2 separate regions of the Homo sapiens genome follow, and region 2 is linked to region 1. A link is a loop called in an ENCODE intact Hi-C map of the cell type or tissue named here. Cell type or tissue: heart left ventricle. All regions are shown on one strand. Each heading gives the region's core, and the rest is flanking DNA. Links, peaks and the distances in the headings are about the cores only. Region 1 overlaps LINC01794 (long intergenic non-protein coding RNA 1794). Region 2 has its middle 36 kb from the start of SLC8A1.

Region 1 (9,545 bases), core at 1,060-9,059:
TGTATATATCTCCAGTAAATAGATTTCATCATATGCCTAGAAAGGGTAGTGTTTTATTTTATTTTATGCTTCTATTTGCAGGGATATGAACTTCCAATTATATCATTGGACTTGACTACTCCATTTCTTTCCACATTTAAAAATCGTAAGTTTACTTTACTTAGGTTACAGAAGGAAAGGCAGTGATTATTTTCCAAAGTAGGCTGAACATAAAAGTAGCAAAGTTGCTTGGAAAAAAGAAAGATGTAATTTGAATTGATAGTAATTAAAATGAAATGACTTCTCAGCCTAGAGAAGAACATTTTGAATACGATGATCAATAGACAACATTATTCTGACAATTCCAGTGTTGCTGCTTATATAAATGTATGCATTACACTGAAGTACAAGAAGTTAGACTGATTTGAGTAATTCTAAACACTAGTTCAATATACAAAATAGAAGGAGCAGCTTTCAATATCCCTCTAAAAGACCATGCAATGCTTATTACCCAGTTTCACTGCATTCCAGGCCACCATTTCACCTGCAAAGGGGAGTTTAAGATTATGCCAGAGCAAAGGGCTGTGATCACTGCTTGGATTTCATTTGATGGGTTTAATAGACAGGAAATCTGCCATGGAGATGACATCTGCAATATACCTTTTATCCTGAAGAATCAGGGAGAAGCTATTTTGAGAACTTAACACAGTATTTAACATGGGATTTCTGAATGAAGACAGTTTATGGATGAATAAGGTAAGTAAGCATTTAGACTGATGGGAAAAATAGGAGTTGCCAAATCCATTCAAATTTTAAAAATTATCTTTTTCTACCTTCTTGTCTGAGCACCTGAGAATAAATCAACATGTGTCTTTGAAAATGTATATTTAATAACAAATAGTACTTAACACTACAAAGTATTTCATACCGATGGTATTCTTCTGATGACTAAATAGCATATTTCCTAATCTCTACACAAAACGAAATTCTATAATTTAACTTTTTGGTCAAAAAGATGAACTTTGAAACATTTTAAATTTTGAAATTTTATAAAACATTTAAAAGTAGATGAGTATCTGAATATCAATTAAGCCACGTAGCCCTTGGTAGTTTCTTATTCACAGTAACGATTTCATAGGTAAGAGTGCCTGTTATCACTAATTAATATCAAATATTAAAAACTATGTAATTCCCACCTTTAAGGATACTTTAATATATTGTGATTATTAATTTAGATGAACTTTATGAAAAACATTTCGATTAAAATGTCTCTCATTAACAGAGAATACAGAGGATTTCTCTTCTGAACATATGACATTTTTTTTTCCAAATTGCATAAAATTCAAAAGCTCCTTTTTAATGCAAAGATAGAATTGAATGACTACTTTTGGTATTTGTTTGGTTGTGTGTGCTTTGCTTCCAGAAAAATAATTGAACTCTTTTTTTTTTTTTTTGGTCTAAAGAATCAGCATTAAATCTTGCTTACCCATTTGTACATTCATTTAGTAAGCAAATAAACTACATTAATAGAGTGAGACTTATAACAGCAGAATTTTTTGGAAGATCTTGATAGTACTATTAGCCTATTGAGTCAATGATTTTGGCCACTATGACAGTCAACTTCACTCTTTCAATAGCCACAATTGATATAATTTGCCATATATGCTTCAAAATGTTTTATTGGAGGTCTGGATCCTGAATAACGTTTTATACTAAATACTTGTTTTTTTTTTTTTTTTTTTTTTTAGTGACTTAGAAAACAGTTTGATACTATTAAGGAAGCCATAACTGAATTATATTAAAGCTGGAAGCACAACACTATCAAACACTGAAACACACAAAATGATTCTTTGTTTTATCCCAAGGTATTAGTGATAAAAAGATCATAGTTCTCAAACACAGATTTATTTCCTTCCTCCCTCCCTCTCTCTGTCTCTTTTTTCTTTCTTGTTCTTTCTTCTTCCTTCCTTCCTCCCTTCCTCCCTCTTTCTTTCCTTTCCTTTCCTTTCCTTTTTTCTTTTCTCCTTTTCTTTCTTTCTTTTTTCTTTCTTTCTTTCCTTTCTTTCTTTCTTTCTTTCTTTCTTTTTTCTTTCTTTCTTTCCTTTCTTTCTTTCTCTCTCTTTCTTCCCCCTCCCTCCCTTTCTTTCCTTCCTTGCTTCCCTCCCTCCCCCACTCCCTCCCTCCCTCCCTCCCTTCATTCCTTCCTTCCTTCCCTGCCTCTCTCAGTCTGTCACCCATGCTGGACTGCAGTGGTGCAATCTCGGCTCAAGTGATCCCCATTCTTCAGCCTCCCGAGTAGCTGGGATTACAGGTATGCACCACCATGCCCAGCTAATTTTTTGTGCTTGTAGTAGACATGGGGCTTTGGCATGTTGGCCAGGCTTGTCTCAAACTCCTGACCTAAAGTGATCAACCTGCCTTGGCCTCCCAGAGTGCTGGCATTTTGGGCATGAGCCAGCATGCCAGGCCAGCATTATTTTTCTTTTGCATATCTCAGTTTGATTTTTTTGTTAATGTAAATATGAAACTTTTATTTCATATTTTCCTGACAAAGTAATACAAGCTCATTTGGAAATTTTTGAAAATGCATCACACGTTATAATGAAGATATAAAAATCACCAATAAGTTCATCAATCAGTTTAAAAAGTTAACTTGTTAGTGCATTTTTCTATAAATATTTAGATCATATTGTAGGCACTATTATGTATATTACTTTTTTGTTAAATACTATATCAGATTCACTTCCATTACATAAAGAATGTAGCGAGACATATTTTCCAAATAGCTGTGTAATATCCTATCATGCACGTTACCATGTTTCATTTAACTGTTTGATTTTTAAGACTCTTCTTTACATCACAAGCATTGCTTTTGTTTAAAATTTGATGGTTCCATATCTTATCATCATAGCCTCTGTTACTGTAATAAATAGGTATAGATTTATCTAGAATAATACTCACAGAATGATCAAAGTATAGAAAGTTGATTTTAAGAGAAAAGTTAATGAAATTTCCAAGAAAAGACTGAGTATTGTAATACAAAATTTAAGTACTGAGTATAAAGTAGATTTTATTCTAAAGTTGACTATCCCTTTCTTGAACATCAAAGCTTGATGAAAAATATTACTTGAAATAAATCCTGACTTATTTTGATTAGGCAAAGGAGTTACTGAATGTCTGGACTTCAGCGAATTAAGACACTGAGACTTTCTCGCTATTGAAGCTACCTTGAAACAATAAACACTAAATACCTAGTTGGTTTGCCAAAAGCATAAAATGTTACTTTTCGTATTTGATTTTCTTTCCCAAATCTATAATATAATCCAGAATTTGTACACATATTTTTTTCCTGATAATTAAACGTGTAGACAATGGGAATATAAGAGTTTCCAAATCCATTCAATCATTTTATGAACTTTTTCTACCTTCTTTGTGCTCCTGGGAAAAAAATCAACACATACATTTTAAAAACATATTTGATAACTGAAACTAGTTAACCTAAACCCAAAGAAGGCCTACCCTTCTACCATGTCCAAATTAAAACTAAAATTATTAACAGTTTGTTTCTTTACATCCATGAGAATTTGCTTCAATTATTTCTTTTCATGCCAGTTTCCTTTTCAAACCCTTCCTTAGACTTTCATTATATGTTTTCTAGTTACAAAGTCCGGAAAAGATATGCATAGAGATTGGTGTATCCAGGAACAGAAAACCAAACACTGCATGTTCTCATAGGTGGGAGTTGAACCAATGAGAACACACAGACACAGGGAGGGGAACATCACACACTGATGCCTGTTGGGGGATGGAGGTCTGGAGGAGTAGTAGCATTAGGAGAAATACCTAATGTAGATGACTAGTTGATAGGTGCAGCAAACCACCATGGCACATGTATACCTATGTAACAAACCTGCACGTTCTGCACATGTGTCCCAGAACTTTATATATATATATAATGTATGCGTGTGTGTGTATAGAAATTGGTATATCATGATGCTTGCTTAAATACTCCAGTTTTTTACTCTATTTGGTCAGCATAGATCTCATAAGATTTTTCCTTTGATAAAGTTTTGTATTACAGAAGTTGTGAGCACATAATCTTTTCTTCCCATAGCTTGCTCACATTGGTGGATGTGGTAGTTCTTCAATCTAGTTGCCACATTTCCTGCAGATACTAGGCACGCTAATTATGTCTCATAAATACAGGTTAAGCTAATCAAGTACTGTCTTGCTGTGTCTTTGTCTCTGTCTCTGTGAACACATTACATTGCTTCTTTGTACCCTTGCCAGCAAAAAAGAGAAATAATATCTATAACCTTCTCCCCTCAAGAGTATTGTACTTGTTAATAAGTATGCAGAACTTTCAGAGAAAGATACAGTGCTTAGAGCTCTGTGGAAAAAACACTTGTATATAAATGTAATATGTCATTTTTATAACATCTCCTAGCAGCCTAATGAAATGAACACAGGCACTCCACCAACACATTTCTTACTTGGGCTACATCCAACTCACCAAACACAATTAGGAAGTGAAATTCTTCTTGTTACTGTAAACCGTAACAGCCCAAAACTCCGTTTAATGTAGGCTCATTTTGGATTCTGTCCAGTGAGATATTGAAAGTACTAGAAGATCTTCATTATAATATGAATCTATATGGATGATTTTTTATCACAAGTTTCCAATGTGTTGTTTATGGCTTCAAACAGAAAATGATTTGTGTTTCTGTTTTGGTTTTAGTTTTAGCTATTGCTATTTCTAAAACAAATTAAAATTTACTTTTTGAAGTATTTGACACATATCAATGATTGGATCTAAGTTTCATACATTTTCTCTTTCTCTTCTAAAAATGTTACCCCCTTTGCAATCTTATTTCTCTTCTTTCAATTTCAAACTTGTGAAACCGTAGTTGTCAGCTTTTACTTTTATTCTCTTTCCTCCCACTCTTAGTTTAAAAAGTGATATACCCTTGTTTTGCCCTCTTGAATTTACTGATTCAATTTTTCTGGAATAGTATTTAATTATTCCAATAACATTAGAAATAAGTCCAGAATTTTAAAATTTTAGTTTGTTTGTTTTCCTAGCCTCACTCTCCTTATGTCTTAGATGCATTTTATGGTATTGATTTTGATATGCTTCTCATACTTTACCTTCCAATTCATTTAATCCTTTCCAATTAGGTCTCATTGTCTATCTTTACCTCTCCTATTTTCTGTTAAATACTGGCATTGTGATAACATCTTCACATTCTACTACTCCTGTCTAAATTAGGGCTAAAGTTATTTATAGGCCATGTCTCTACATCCTTGAGAATTTGCCTTAAACATTCCTTTTATAATGGCAGTTCTCTGTTCAAAACTTTTTCTGAACTTCATTATATCTTCTTATTTACAAATTCCAGCTGAGTACATGGTTTATAGCAGCCACTCAAGAAATGTTTGTTGGCTAGTCTGAATGCAGTGGTGTTTAAAATCTCACAGACACACACACAAACACACACACACACGTGTTAAATAGATTAATACTTGTTTGATTCTGAAGCATTTACCATTTCCATTTCTATGTATTACTTGTTCCATTTAGTATCCAAAATTTTATACCAATGACGTGATACGCTAGAGGACTACATTCTAAGTCTCTTTTATGGATAGCACTTAAGTATTTTTCTTTTCTCCAATTAAGTTGGAGCCTGGTTCAGGGGTGTGATAACTGGCTACAGACTACTGCATCAACTGCTACTCCAAATGTGTCCATGCAAGGCACCACTGCATCTGCTCCTGGCTCTCTGCTGTCCTCCAGTGGTTACATGTTATATTCCCCCACCCAGAATGTTACAAATAAGAGAATAGAGCCCATACGAAGATCTGAAATGTTCTGTCCCCACTGTCTCCACAAACTGGATTAGCATTGGCTAAGCTAAGTAGTAAGAAGAACCAATGTGGCCTATCATTAAAAGACAAGATCCAGATCAAGGTACCCGTGGAATCTCATTACTGTTCCTTTCATTGCTATTCAAGGCAAGCTGCCTAGAGATCACAATCTACATATCATCCCCTGGTCTTTTAGCACATATGCCACTCAGTGCGTTTCAAGACTTCAATCAGCCTAACCAAATTATATGTTGTGAAAAAGGTATTATTTCACTGAAATTACCAGCGGCTTAGTACATTAATATTTCCCCTAAAAAGGGGGAGTCAGTAAACCTGTAGTGTCGAGGATGGCAGGAGCAGGAAGGAAAACTCATGGAGCCAGTACTTACTTGGGATTCAGCAAAATTGTCTCAAAATCCCTTAAACTGTTACACTTGTAAAATTCTGGCCCATTAGGAGACATGGCCTTAATTAAAAGGTTTAAATTTTAACCTACGCACAGTCATGGAAATAGTAAGAACCTCCCACCTCCCAGATCTCCTTTTGTTCTAGCACACATATATGACATGTAAAAAAAAAATTAAATTCTGAAGTTTCCCTTCCAAATGAAAAATGACAATTCTTAATCCTCTATAATTCAGTTATTGCAAAACTAACTTTAATTTACTTTATTTGGTTTGTAAACTGTGAATTTTATGCAAAGAGATAGAATTAGTGGAATGATTACTATAACACATTTACTTATAAACATTTAAGCAACTATACATTTCCTTAAATCTGTGGTCATGAGGAGCTTGACCTAGTGAGACATAGTAACGTTCTTGAGTTACTAGACTTTTTCCTATTGAGTTGTAAGAGTTCTTTATATGTTCTGGATATAACGCTTTATATATTTTTATATATATAATAGTTTTCCCATTCTATTGCAGACTTGTTAATATGACTTTTATAGGAGAAAAAATTTTAATTTTGATAATAATCATTTTATCGAAGTTTCTTTTATGTTTTGTTCTTAGGTGCCCTTAGAAATCTTTGCCTATACAAGGCTGCAAATATTTCCTTCTAGAAAATTTTTAATGTTTTACAGGTACTATATGATCCATTGCAAATTAATTATAGAATGTGGTGTGAGGTAAGGGTCAATATTGAAATCTTGTGCTTCCTGTACATGGAACATGGATCTGCATTTTATTTCTTCTGTTTTTTAATCTGGATGCATTTTATTTTATTTTACTTATTTAGTTTTACCCTACAAATTTAAATCTGCAGCACACTGTGCACTAGAACTGGAGATAGTTGATATCGTGACTTGTTCATCACCTCAGAGGAACATACTATTTCCAAATTAAGCATGATGCCAGATATATGATTTATGGATGCCCTTTTATAGTTTAAGGAAGTTTGCTTCTCATTTTGATTTCCTTCTCTTCTTATTTTTGAGTTTTATGGATGGCATTTTTTGAGTTTGAGGAAGTTTCCTTCTCTTACTATTTTGATGTCCTTCTTTCCTTTTTTTGTTGTTAGTAGTAGATGTTGAATTTTCTCCCTGAGAGGACTCCCGAGTAACTCTCTTCCATACATATTTCCACATCAGATCCTGGTTCCTTGGAAATTTAACCCAAGAGATCTAGTTTCTTTCATTGCCCCATAAGACATTATATACTTTAAGAAACTTTAGAAAGAAGTAAATATTACACTAGACAGGAAGAGAAAATGTGAAGCTTGCACTTTCTGTCCATCAAAGCACATAAGATGAAAGAAATCAGAGATATGGGACTCTGTATCTGAAATGCCTCTTTCCAAACTGTGTTCTTAGAGTAGGAAAGCTTATTGAATAGGTTTAGAGAGAAAGCTGAAATCAAGGATAGTTTATCCTTGTCCACCATTTGGCCACCTGGGAAGAAATGGTCGTGCACACTGTCATGTGCCAATACGGAGATGACAGAGAAAGAGCAGAGAAAGAATAAATGAACACGGGAAGGCATTCCTAAGCTGTACTGTAGCCATATACCCTTACAGGAACCCACAGATTCCTACATTTTCTAGAAGAGAGTATAAAAAAGTAGCTGAACATCTAGTAGCTATCACTGTGGGAGCAAAGGATCTTGAATATTAAGGGCTACTGAGAAGGTTCATTTATCCTGCAGTCATGATTCAGGAAAAGTTCCTTGGGCCTCAGTGAGAATAAGTCATCGAGGGAAAGCTATAGGATTGTGGCTAGGCCAGGAGGACAGAACTCATTAATGCATACTAGTAGGATGCTTGTGGATATGAACAGACTATCCTCATCTTAGGGTATACCAGCCTCCACACAGCCAGTGGAGAGCCACCCAAGGACCAGCATGAGACAAAGATAACCACTAACCCCAATCTCATGGTGACATCCATGCCATCTTATTCCAAGATGTCGTCTTAAAAAGGAAAAGTGTGGGTAAAACAGCCTTAATAGGACTTGGAAATTTAAACTGTCAATTATACTTTCAGAATAGGAATTGTTGGAAATCAAAAGAAACTTAAAAATGAAAGGATAAGATATAATTAGAGAAAAAGTTAAAATTTGATTCATTACTATATGTCAATGAGGTACAGAAGTGAAGCAGATATATTTTCTCTCCATATTGAAGTGGTAACTTAAATTCTTAACTCTACAATACTGCTAGTAAGCGGTAAAGATTCAAAGTGGGCCCGATTCTATGACTTATTCACCGAAATACTAGTTCTACTGAGTTCACTTTAAGGCATAATTGAATGTCAGTAAAATATTACTGGTTATTATGAAGTCTCAGATAAACCAGAAATTAAATCTCATCATCACTGATATACTAACTACATATATAGAAAGCACGTTACAACTCCAGAAACAGATGCATACATATGCACATATATACATATGTGTGTGGGCATGTGTTTATATACATATGGAGTTTCTAGGCCTAACACATTGATAATTGAAGGTAGTTTAGGTTTCAGCAACCAGGCCATGTCTCATGGAATGGAGATATTAAATCATGGAGGAAACTGTCATAAATTATCAGTAAGGGACTATATAAAACTTGATGTCTCCTGGAGAAAACTTGTGTCTGGCTAAAATTTAATCTCTTCTTTTAATGTCCTCAAATGGTCTCAACAGATTCCTTTCTGAGGGAAATATAGCCAAAGGTAACCATGTTAGGAAATAGTGATCTGGTTATGTGTCTAATTTTACCATTCTGGGAAACCTTCCCACAGTTGCAAATTTCTTACCTGAAAATTTAACATGGGCACTGCATCGGTCTGTTCTCTCGCTGCTAATAAAGACATACCCAAGGCTAGGTAATTTATAAAGGAAAGAGGTCTAATTGATTCACAGTCCCACATGGCAGGGATGGCCTCACAATTATGGTGGAAGAGCAAGGGATGTCTTACAAGAGAGCTTGTGCGGGGGAACTTTAATTTATAACGCATCAGATCATGTAAGACTTATTCACTACCACGAGAACAGTATGGGGAAACTACCCCCATAACTCACTTATCTCTACCTGGCCCGGCTCTTGACATGTGGGGATTATTACACTTCAAGGTGAGATTTGGTTGGGGACACAGCCAAACCATATTAGGTACTCTAATAGGTGGTTGGAAATAGCTGGTAAAAATAATCCCAAATCTGCTTTGCAAAGGTAACAGAAACTTTAAACAATATTTTAAGTATGGATATTGGT
Region 2 (9,545 bases), core at 903-8,902, 270 kb before region 1:
GCTCAGAATAAGGATTATATTACGGTAAAGTGAGGCCACATGACTAGGTTCTGCCTGGTAAATAAACAGAAGTCTCATGTGGCAATTTTCAGAAAACCTTCTTAAAAGATGGCTGACGTACTTCCTTTGCTTATTTCTCTTCCCTCTTTGTCTTTTCTGCTGGATGGAATTCAGGCTGATGGCTGGAACTTGAGCAGCCATCATGGTCCACGAGACAGTACACTAAGAATGACAAAATATCAAGATAAAAGAAATCCTGGTGATTATAAGCCACTGTATCAGCCCTGAATTGCTTATCTCCAGATTGTGATCATCAGAGAGAGACAGAACACTATCTAGTTTAGAAAGCATTTATTGTGAGTTTCTGTCATTTGCAGCTGAACTTAGTCCTAATGGATACAAATCTTTATTGAGAATGCTGACCTCAACCATCATTCTGTTAAAAAGGTTCCAATGCATAGAGAGGGTATAACTGTGACTAATATAACATGACTATATATTTTAAAACAAATGTGTTAAAATGAATCCAAATGAAATTATCCCTCACAGGCTGTCCCTTTGGGAGAAAATATTATTCCAATCACACTATCATTAGTCAGATGAGTATTACAGCTTTTCCTTTGAGACTGTGTTGACAGTGGTAGTGGGAGCAGCAGCAACATCCAATTTCCAGCTAACTGCAGTGATGATAGTGCCATTTGGAAGGACTGGCATTATCCAATGCCAGAGGAACTGTGGTGCAAGCTTTAGCACCCAGGGATCTGTGATGGATGTGATCTGACTGCCTGTCCTTGTTTCTACCCATGCTCCAAGCCTGCTGCTCCACTCTTCTCAGGGATGCTGTGAGCTTTCTCGTATCTTTACAATAGATTATGTTTATGTATCCTTTTCAGGGAGGCCTTTCCTGATGATTCCGCATAAATAGCACCCCTTAGCACTCCCTGTTGCTATCACCCGAATCTAACGCGAGGGGCTTTGAAATTTGAGAGGCTGAAATGTGTCTTCTGGAATATGGGGAACAGTGTTTGACCTACCTTCGGAAACGTTAAACGTGAGGGTTGGTACTATCAGCTGAGTTAGCAAGGAATAAGGAAAGGAGGGCTGAGGCCAGCATTTAGGACTAAAGTGAGCAACTGCAGGCACATTCCAAGGATGCGATAAGTGCTTCTTTTGGACTAGATGTGGACCACTAACACAGAGGAGCTGGTGGAGGGTCATGTTAGGTTCTATACATGAGGGTCACTTGATGTGTAATGAAATCTCAGCAGAAGGATGCTGGAGGTGGAAGGGGAAGCCAGAGAGATATGCATTGCTTGCATCCTATATTTTTAATTTAATGTTACGTGATGAAGTCTCTGAAGAATTCAAGAAAATTTTTATAAAAGAAAGTGTTTGACATCTGCTAAATTCAAAGAAGTCATCATACTAAAGAATAAGAGCTTGCTGGCCTTTTCTTATTTCTATTGCTTCTTTCCCTTCCCCAGCCACATTCAATCTGCTTGGATTAGCAAAAATAGAGGAGGAGGAGTAGAAGCAGGCAGGCAAGGAGAGAACAACCATCCCCTCCACCTTCACGCCGCAGACAACCTCAACAGGGTCAAGGGAAAAGGGTTTAACTATATATCAAATTAATGTGATTATTATATGGAACCGGACATTCTGCTTTCTAAATTGGAACTACATCAATGTCTTAGGCGATTGTAGAACTTCTCCTAACAACAACATTTTCCTACTTATTGGCCAGGTTTATATCTAGGTAAAAGAATAGTGGGCATTTAAAAATAACTGATTTGAACAAGCAGGACTCATGGAAATAATCATAAAAGCAACATGCTTTTTCCTTCCGCTATTCTTTTAAGACTATTCCCTATGTCTCTTGCTTGCTCAACTGCCAGTTACTTTTAAACGTCTGGGGATGTTAAGCAATGAGCCAGGTGATATGTTCTTCCTCACTCTGGTTATTTCCCTCTTTTCTGTAATTCATCTTTATTTCAACAATCATTGTGGTCATTTTGCTCTGATTTCTCCCATCAGATGAAAACACACACTAAAAATGGAATACTCTTAAATATTTTATTCATTGATAAAACTCTTGCCTTCTAGAGTAATTACCACTTCAAAGAAATCCTCAAGAAGACAACTTTAGTAACAAGAAACTTCACCAATCATGGAATTTCTAGCAAAAGAGAGAGGGCATTTTATATGTAGCATTTTTTTTGGCAGTGCTCAAAAAATACTGTGTAGAAAATTCCATATATGATTTGGTCAAATTGGACACTCAATATTTGTTTAAAGAATAAATTGATACATAAATTGCCCTTATACAAACTTATTAAAATGATGTGATATGGTTTGGTTTGTCCCCACTCAAATGTCATCTTGAATTGTAGTTCTCATAATGGCCGCATGTTGTGGGAAGGACACAGTGGGAGTTAATTGAAACATGGGAGCAGTTACCTTCATGCTGTTCTCGTGATAGTGAGTGAGTTCTCATGAGAACTGATGGTTTTATAAGGGGCTTTCCCCCCTTTGCTCAGCAGTTCTCCTGCCTGCCGCCTTGTGAAAAAGGTGCCTTGCTTCCCTTTTGCCTTCTGCCATGATTGTAAATTTCCTGAGGTCTCCCCAGCTATGCTGTACCTCTTCCCTTTATAAATTACCTAGTCTCTGATATGTCTTTATTAGCAGCATGAGAACAGACTAATACATGATTAATGTCTTCTGAAAAAATACACTTATGATACAAAAGAAATAATATGCTGTGAAAGAGAGTACTGATATCCTCTGCTTCAGTATGAATATCAAACACAGTAGAACTTATTTCAGCATGCCCTTGGATCTGGATGCTTAATCAGATCAAGTACCCTGAAACACAATTCTGCCATTAGGCAATAAGATATATTCCTCTTTCTAACAAATAATTTTCATACTCCATAGTGTGTTTTATAAACATGACACTCTGTATTTGATTTTTAAAATTGTTACATTTTTTAAAACACACAGATAATATATCAATGAATACAAGTTAGAAAGAATGGGTAGAAAAAGGGAAAATATGTCTAACCACACCATGTTAATGAGGTTTCCTATTAGTAGTATCTTAATATGTTTTTTTTAATTTCTTTTTTTTTTTATTATTATACTTTAAGTTCTAGGGTACATGTGCACAATGTGCAGGTTTGTTACATATGCATACATGTGCCATGTTGGTGTGCTGCACCTGTTAACTCGTCATTTACATTAGGTATATCTCCTAATGCTATCCCTCCCCCCTCCCCCCACCCCTTTGTAGAGACATGGATGAAGCTGGAAACCATCACTCTGAGCAAACTATTGCAAGGACAGAAAATCAAACACTGCATGGTCTCACTCATAGGTGGGAACTGAACAATGAGAACACTTGGGCACAGGGCGGGGAACATCACACACCGGGGCTTAATATGTTTTTATGTAATACTGCCTTTAATAAAGTTGCATCGAATCCCTTTTGAGCAGAAGTTGGTATTGTTTAAATGTCCACTTCATTTTTCAATTATTCAGTCTATAATATGTATGTATAGGAAATGTGCCTGATTACCAAGTCAGCAGTGGTGAAAATCATACTGTTAGGCCTTCCTGAGGAGGTAGCATGTGAGGTAAAATCGGTAAGATGTAGAAATCCATACTTTGCTGATTTACTATTACTTAGATTTTTCTCCTTAATATTTGACATTTTAACACTTTTGGTATCTAATGTGCATTTTTCCTAACAATTCTAGAATTGTATGTTACAGAAGACAGATGATTGAGAGGAATATTTCACATCTCTTGTTCTCTTTTTTAAAAATTCTACAATTAAGACAGAGTCTAATTGGATTTCCTTTATGAAACCACTGTCTCAGAGCTCTTAACTGTCTTCTTAAAAACTGCTTTTGTGAAAGCAATTTTATCAAAGTGGCATATAAAACCTTTACTAATCCTATAGTTTTGGAAAAGATATTTGGATATATTAACACAGTAGTCGGGGGAAAAATAGTGAATTCCTACTCAACAGAGAAACAGCAGCTCTACCAAGATACTTCCTTAAGAATAACCAAAACTGTCTACTCCCACTACTTTAGTGTTCACTGTGACTCCAAGAGAGGGGAACAGGAGTGAAAGAAGCCCATTGCGGAACCTGCTCACTCAGACTGGTTTTCTCACTGCTGCTGAAAAGGCCAAGCTGGGTTGCATACTTGAGAGAACTTAATGGTCAGTCATGGCATTGAAACAGACACATGCTTAATCACTTTTTCATGCTCCAGTAAGTAAATTGTTCATGGACAGATAACACCATTTAATCTCTGATACCACTTCATGGAAAAACGATACTACCAGCCACAGGGAAAGAGAATTTTAAAAATAATCATAAGTGGGGTTAAAAAGTTTAAAGCCAGCTGACTGAATATCTGGCTTTGAGTTTAGCATTAACTTTCAGATAGAAATGAGTATCTGAGTAAAAGTTTACCCTTTTAGAAGCAAGAGCTACTAAAAGGTGGATAGACAGAATACTAAAAGTCTTTGTCCATGTGTGAAATTTCACAAGATGAGATAAACTGCCAGTCCAGCTTTTTCTATAACCACAAGGGGGACACCTTCTGTAGACAGAAAAAAAAAAAAAAGACTGAAACAAAAGTAAAGGATTTTAATGAATAATCCTCCTCTCCCCTCCTGCTAGCTCACCAAGGAAGCTAGTGAAAGACTATAAATGACAGGGAATTACCGTGCCATAGAATTTGGGAGATTCAGGCCCATTCGTATTCTCTCATCTTATTTCACAGATGTGCAGGCAGACCCTCTTGAAACATGATTCCCAAGCTACCCACTTTCTAGTTTGTGTGTGTGTGTGTGTGTGTGCACGCATGTGTGTATTTTAAGCCCATTTAGCACGTGGAGAAAATGAACATGTTCCCTTTTAACTGTTAAAAGGGAAGTCTCATATGACAGTGTGCTTTTGAGCAAAACCAACTCCATGTGTGTTTAAGTGACCAAAGAGTTGGGGGGAGAAAAAGAAAAACAGACATTTTTGTACTAAGCCACGAATCTCCTAATTCTTCCCACCTGAAATCGTCTTGGATTTTAAAGGTTATTTAAATTCACATGAGTTCTTTCTTTGTGCCGTGTTAATATTATATGCAATTTGATTTCTTTGCTTGTCTGAGATTTTTCAGGACTGTGTTTATGTCTTATAATTCTTAATATCTTTATTGAAATAGTTCAGTAGGAGTGAAGAGAGCATATGAAATGCTCTGTGACTGATGTCCATCTTCAGAGAGAGAGACTTACACTGCTACATGAAACTACATACCTGGGACAGAGGAAATTATGTTGGATTTGGAAGTAGAATATCTGTTTCAGAGTCCCACAAGATAATCCTAACTATAGCAACAATCATACTCTAACGATAAGAACTGTCATTGATTGAGTGCTTATTCTGTGTCGGGAACAGCATTAACTACTTTACCAACATTCTGTCATGTAACTGTTGCATCAACCCAAGGAGGCTGTCTGAGTTTCTGTTTTACAGATAGCACAGTGAAGCTTACAGAACAAGAGAAACCTGCCTAAGGTGACACATCGCTAGCAATTTATAAGAGAAACATAATTAATAATCAAGTCTGTCTGCTCCATTTCACAATCTGTAAAACAAAGGTATAATCTACCTCAAATTTTGCCAGGCTTAAATGGGATTACACGAGCCCCGTAAACCAAAAAGCATACGTGCAAACACATGTATTAAGGTGAACATGCCATATAGACGAGGTACAATATCAAAAATAGACTCCACACAAAGCAGGGTGCAAGGCAGAAAAAAGAGAAAGGAACTTTTCTTCCCATGGTCACGGTCTGTGCCTTTTCACCCACCGAAAAGTCTGTTCTCACTTTTCTGACATTCAATGTTACTCACTAGAGATACCAACGCAGTTCTTCCCAGCTGGTGTAACGGGACTGTGACATACTATTAGAAGGGGAGTAGAGTAGAGTTTCACTTTCACTTTGGGATTAGAACACTTTAGTTGGAGAAGGAGAGAAGATAGCAGAAAGCTTGAAGACAAAAGAACAGGCCCACTCAGCTCTCTCCCTTGATAGAGATTTGGTACTTAACCTTGAGGCTTCAGCTCCATCGAGAACCATTAAGTGGCTTCTTGACCACATTCCCTGGGGTTAGTCTCTGAGCATGGGAAAGGATCAGAAGGTTTGCTGCCACAGGAACAATCCCCAAACTTTAGCCAATAAAACACTTTTCTAAATCCCCCCAAGCCAAAACAGTGTCCCCTTATTAAGAAGCCATTAGTCAGATTTTACAACCTGATATGAAGACAGGCAGCCCCCTTACATTCACTTGATGATACACTGCTAACATTTTTACATTGTGTCACTAAATCTGTGTTAAACAAGCACCAAAAACTATCTTTTCCCTCTCCGATCAAAAAACACTCCTGACAATTTCAATGACATTAAGCATATGTAAGATTTTCTTCCACCATGAAACTAGTGAAATTGCGTGGATATCTTACTTATTTTCAAGGAAGCTATGCATCATCTAAACATCAATCATTTGGAATATACAATCACGTATTTATAAGGGCAGATACAATGTACTTGACTTTGAAGCATGTCACTCATTAAAAAGCATGGCAAGATAAGTTTCTTGTTACTGTTTTAACTTTTGATTTTTGATGTGGATTTTAAACAGACACTTTAGTATTTCAAAAGGAAATAAGCACAGAATAATTTTGTCATATAGCTTTCAGATCACTTAGTCCTCATTTCACAGGCTATAATTGTTTCTCCAACTTTTCCACTAATATATGGAATGCATAAACTATGTTTGTTTGTATAAGTATAAATATATTAACTTAAGACTGATAAGAACCCAGTATTTCAATAAGTTTCGAGGAAACAAAAGTGAGTGTCCTTTAGGTACTAAATGAATCTTATATACATTTAAAATTTTACATATATGCTGAAGACACAAAGTTGACTATAACATCATAATGTTTTTAGATGATTTGTGGGGATGGGTAGGAGTAGTGGATTCACAACTATCTATTTGGATAACCAGGGGTGTCCAAGAATAAAACTCAAAATGAAAGACTTCTAACGTCAACTTGGCAAATATATTGAACACAAGGTATTAATAACACTAGTGAAAAGAATCAAAAATTATAAAGTGCAGTGAAGTTTTATAATGACTGAAATCCAGTTGGAACATACGGGAAAAGATGCTGATTATATTATAGAGAATCATATGCATCGTACTGAGATACAAAATAAAAAGATCCGCAAATCAGGAATAATGAAGAATTGACAAGCAATATTTTCTGAAATCTCAACTTAAAAACCCGGCCATTCACTATACCTTCTATGGAATTTATATTCCTTTAACGTAAGAATGTTAAAACCAACACGAAAGTGTCTCTCTCTCTATAAAAAGGCCAATATTTGAAAACATTACTTGTTTCTCTCCTACATCTACAATTTAACAGTTGTGAAAGCCTTAGGAAGTCATCTAATTCAAGCTCTTATTTTATAGTCAAAGAAGCTTAGGTTTGTAGTTCTCCTTGAAAAGGTCCTTCACGTCCCTTGTAAGTTGGATTCCTAGGTATTTTATTCTCTTTGAAGCAATTGTGAATGGGAGTTCACTCATGATTTGGTTCTCTGTTTGTCTGTTATTGGTGTATAAGAATGCTTGTGATTTTTGTACATTGATTTTGTATCCTGAGACTTTGCTGAAGTTGCTTATCAGCTTAAGGAGATTTTGGGCTGAGACAATGGGGTTTTCTAGATATACAATCATGTCATCTGCAAACAGGGACAGTTTGACTTCCTCTTTTCCTAATTGAATACCCTTTATTTCCTTCTCCTGCCTAATTGCCCTGGCCAGAACTTCCAACACTATGTTGAATAGGAGTGGTGAGAGAAGGCATCCCTGTCTTGTGCCAGTTTTCAAAGGGAATGCTTCCAGTTTTTGCCTATTCAGTATGATATTGGCTGTGGGTTTGCAATAGATAGCTCTTACTGAGATACGTCCCATCAATACCTAATTTATTGAGAGTTTTTAGCATGAAGAGTTGTTGAATTTTGTCAAAGGCCTTTTCTGCATCTATTGAGAGAACCATGTGGTTTTTGTCTTTGGTTCTGTTTATATGCTGGATTACATTTATTGATTTGCATATATTGAACCAGCCTTGCATCCCAGACCACTGCTCAGTGAAATAAAAGAGGATACAAACAAATGGAAGAACATTCCATGCTCATGGGTAGGAAGAATCAATATCATGAAAATGGCCATACTGCCAAGGTAATTTATAGATTCAATGCCATCCCCATCAAGCTACCAATGACTTTCTTCACAGAATTGGAAAAAACTACTTTAAAGTTCATATGGAACCAAAAAAGAGCCCGCATCGCCAAGTCAATCCTAAGCCAAAAGAACAAAGCTGCAGGCATCACACTACCTGACTTCAAACTATACTACAAGGCTACAGTAACCAAAACAGCATGGTACTGGTACCAAAACAGAGATATAGATCAATGGAACAGAACAGAGCCCTCAGAAATAACGCCACATATCTACAACTATCTGATCTTTGACAAACCTGAGAAAAACAAGCAATGGGGAAAGGATTCCCTATTTTATAAATCGTGCTGGGAAAACTGGCTAGCCATATCTAGAAAGCTGAAACTGGATCCCTTCCTGACACCTTATACAAAAATTAACTCAAGATGGATTAAAGACTTAAATGTTAGACCTAAAACCATAAAAACCCTAGAAGAAAACCTAGGCATTACCATTCAGGACATAGGCACGGGCAAGAACTTCATGTCAAAAACACCAAAAGCAATGGCAACAAAAGCCAAAATTGACAAATGGGATCTAATTAAACTAAAGAGCTTCTGCACAGCAAAAGAAACTACCATCAGAGTGAACAGGCAACCTACAAAATTGGAGAAAATTTTCGCAACCTACTCATCTGACAAAGGGCTAATATCCAGAATCTACAATGAACTCAAACAAATTTACAAGAAAAAAACAAACAACCCAATCAAAAAGTGGGCAAAGGACATGAACAGACACTTCTCAAAAGAAGACATTTATGCAGCCAAAAAACACATGAAAAAATGCTCACCATCACTGGCCATCAGAGAAATGCAAATCAAAACCACAATGAGATACCATCTCACACCAGTTAGAATGGCAATCATTAAAAAGTCAGGAAACAACAGGTGCTGGAGAAGATGTGGAGAAATAGGAACACTTTTACACTCTTGGTGGGACTGTAAACTAGTTCAACCATTGTGGAAGTCAGTGTGGCCATTCCTCAGGGATCTAGAACTAGAAATACCATTTGGTCCAGCCATCCCATTACTGGGTATATACCCAAAGGACTATAAATCATGCTGCTATAAAGACACATGAACACTCATGTTTATTGTGGCACTATTCACAATAGCAAAGACTTGGAACCAATCCAAATGTCCAACAATAATAGACTGAATTAAGAAAATGTGGCACATAAACACCA

The links. Hi-C counts contacts between places; a loop is a spot of excess contacts. Peaks named below come from ENCODE experiments on the same cell type or tissue, not always from the same donor. Only the 100,000 strongest peaks of a DNase experiment are listed, where the experiment ranks them.
Region 2: it touches region 1 in a loop (4-fold over the local background); 10 of 110 quality-filtered maps call a loop at or near these places.

Annotation. Positions count from the first base shown.
Region 1 is chr2:40,754,485-40,764,029 of GRCh38, forward strand. It overlaps LINC01794 (long intergenic non-protein coding RNA 1794), which reads left to right. Exons shown (of 4, transcript NR_183396.1): 2 at 82-145; 3 at 654-735. The region is part of intron 2 of LOC105374497 (a long non-coding RNA gene); the gene reads right to left. Among named protein-coding and RNA genes, the nearest start is that of LINC01794, 13 kb to the left of the region's middle. In heart left ventricle, for the core only: a CTCF peak has its summit at 5,768; no DNase peak of the experiment used is centred there; H3K4me3 peaks cover 612 bases; H3K27ac peaks cover 279 bases.
Region 2 is chr2:40,483,603-40,493,147 of GRCh38, forward strand. It overlaps a transcript of SLC8A1 not described here. Among named protein-coding and RNA genes, the nearest start is that of SLC8A1, 36 kb to the left of the region's middle. In heart left ventricle, for the core only: a CTCF peak has its summit at 4,596; no DNase peak of the experiment used is centred there; H3K4me3 peaks cover 3,484 bases; H3K27ac peaks cover 3,385 bases.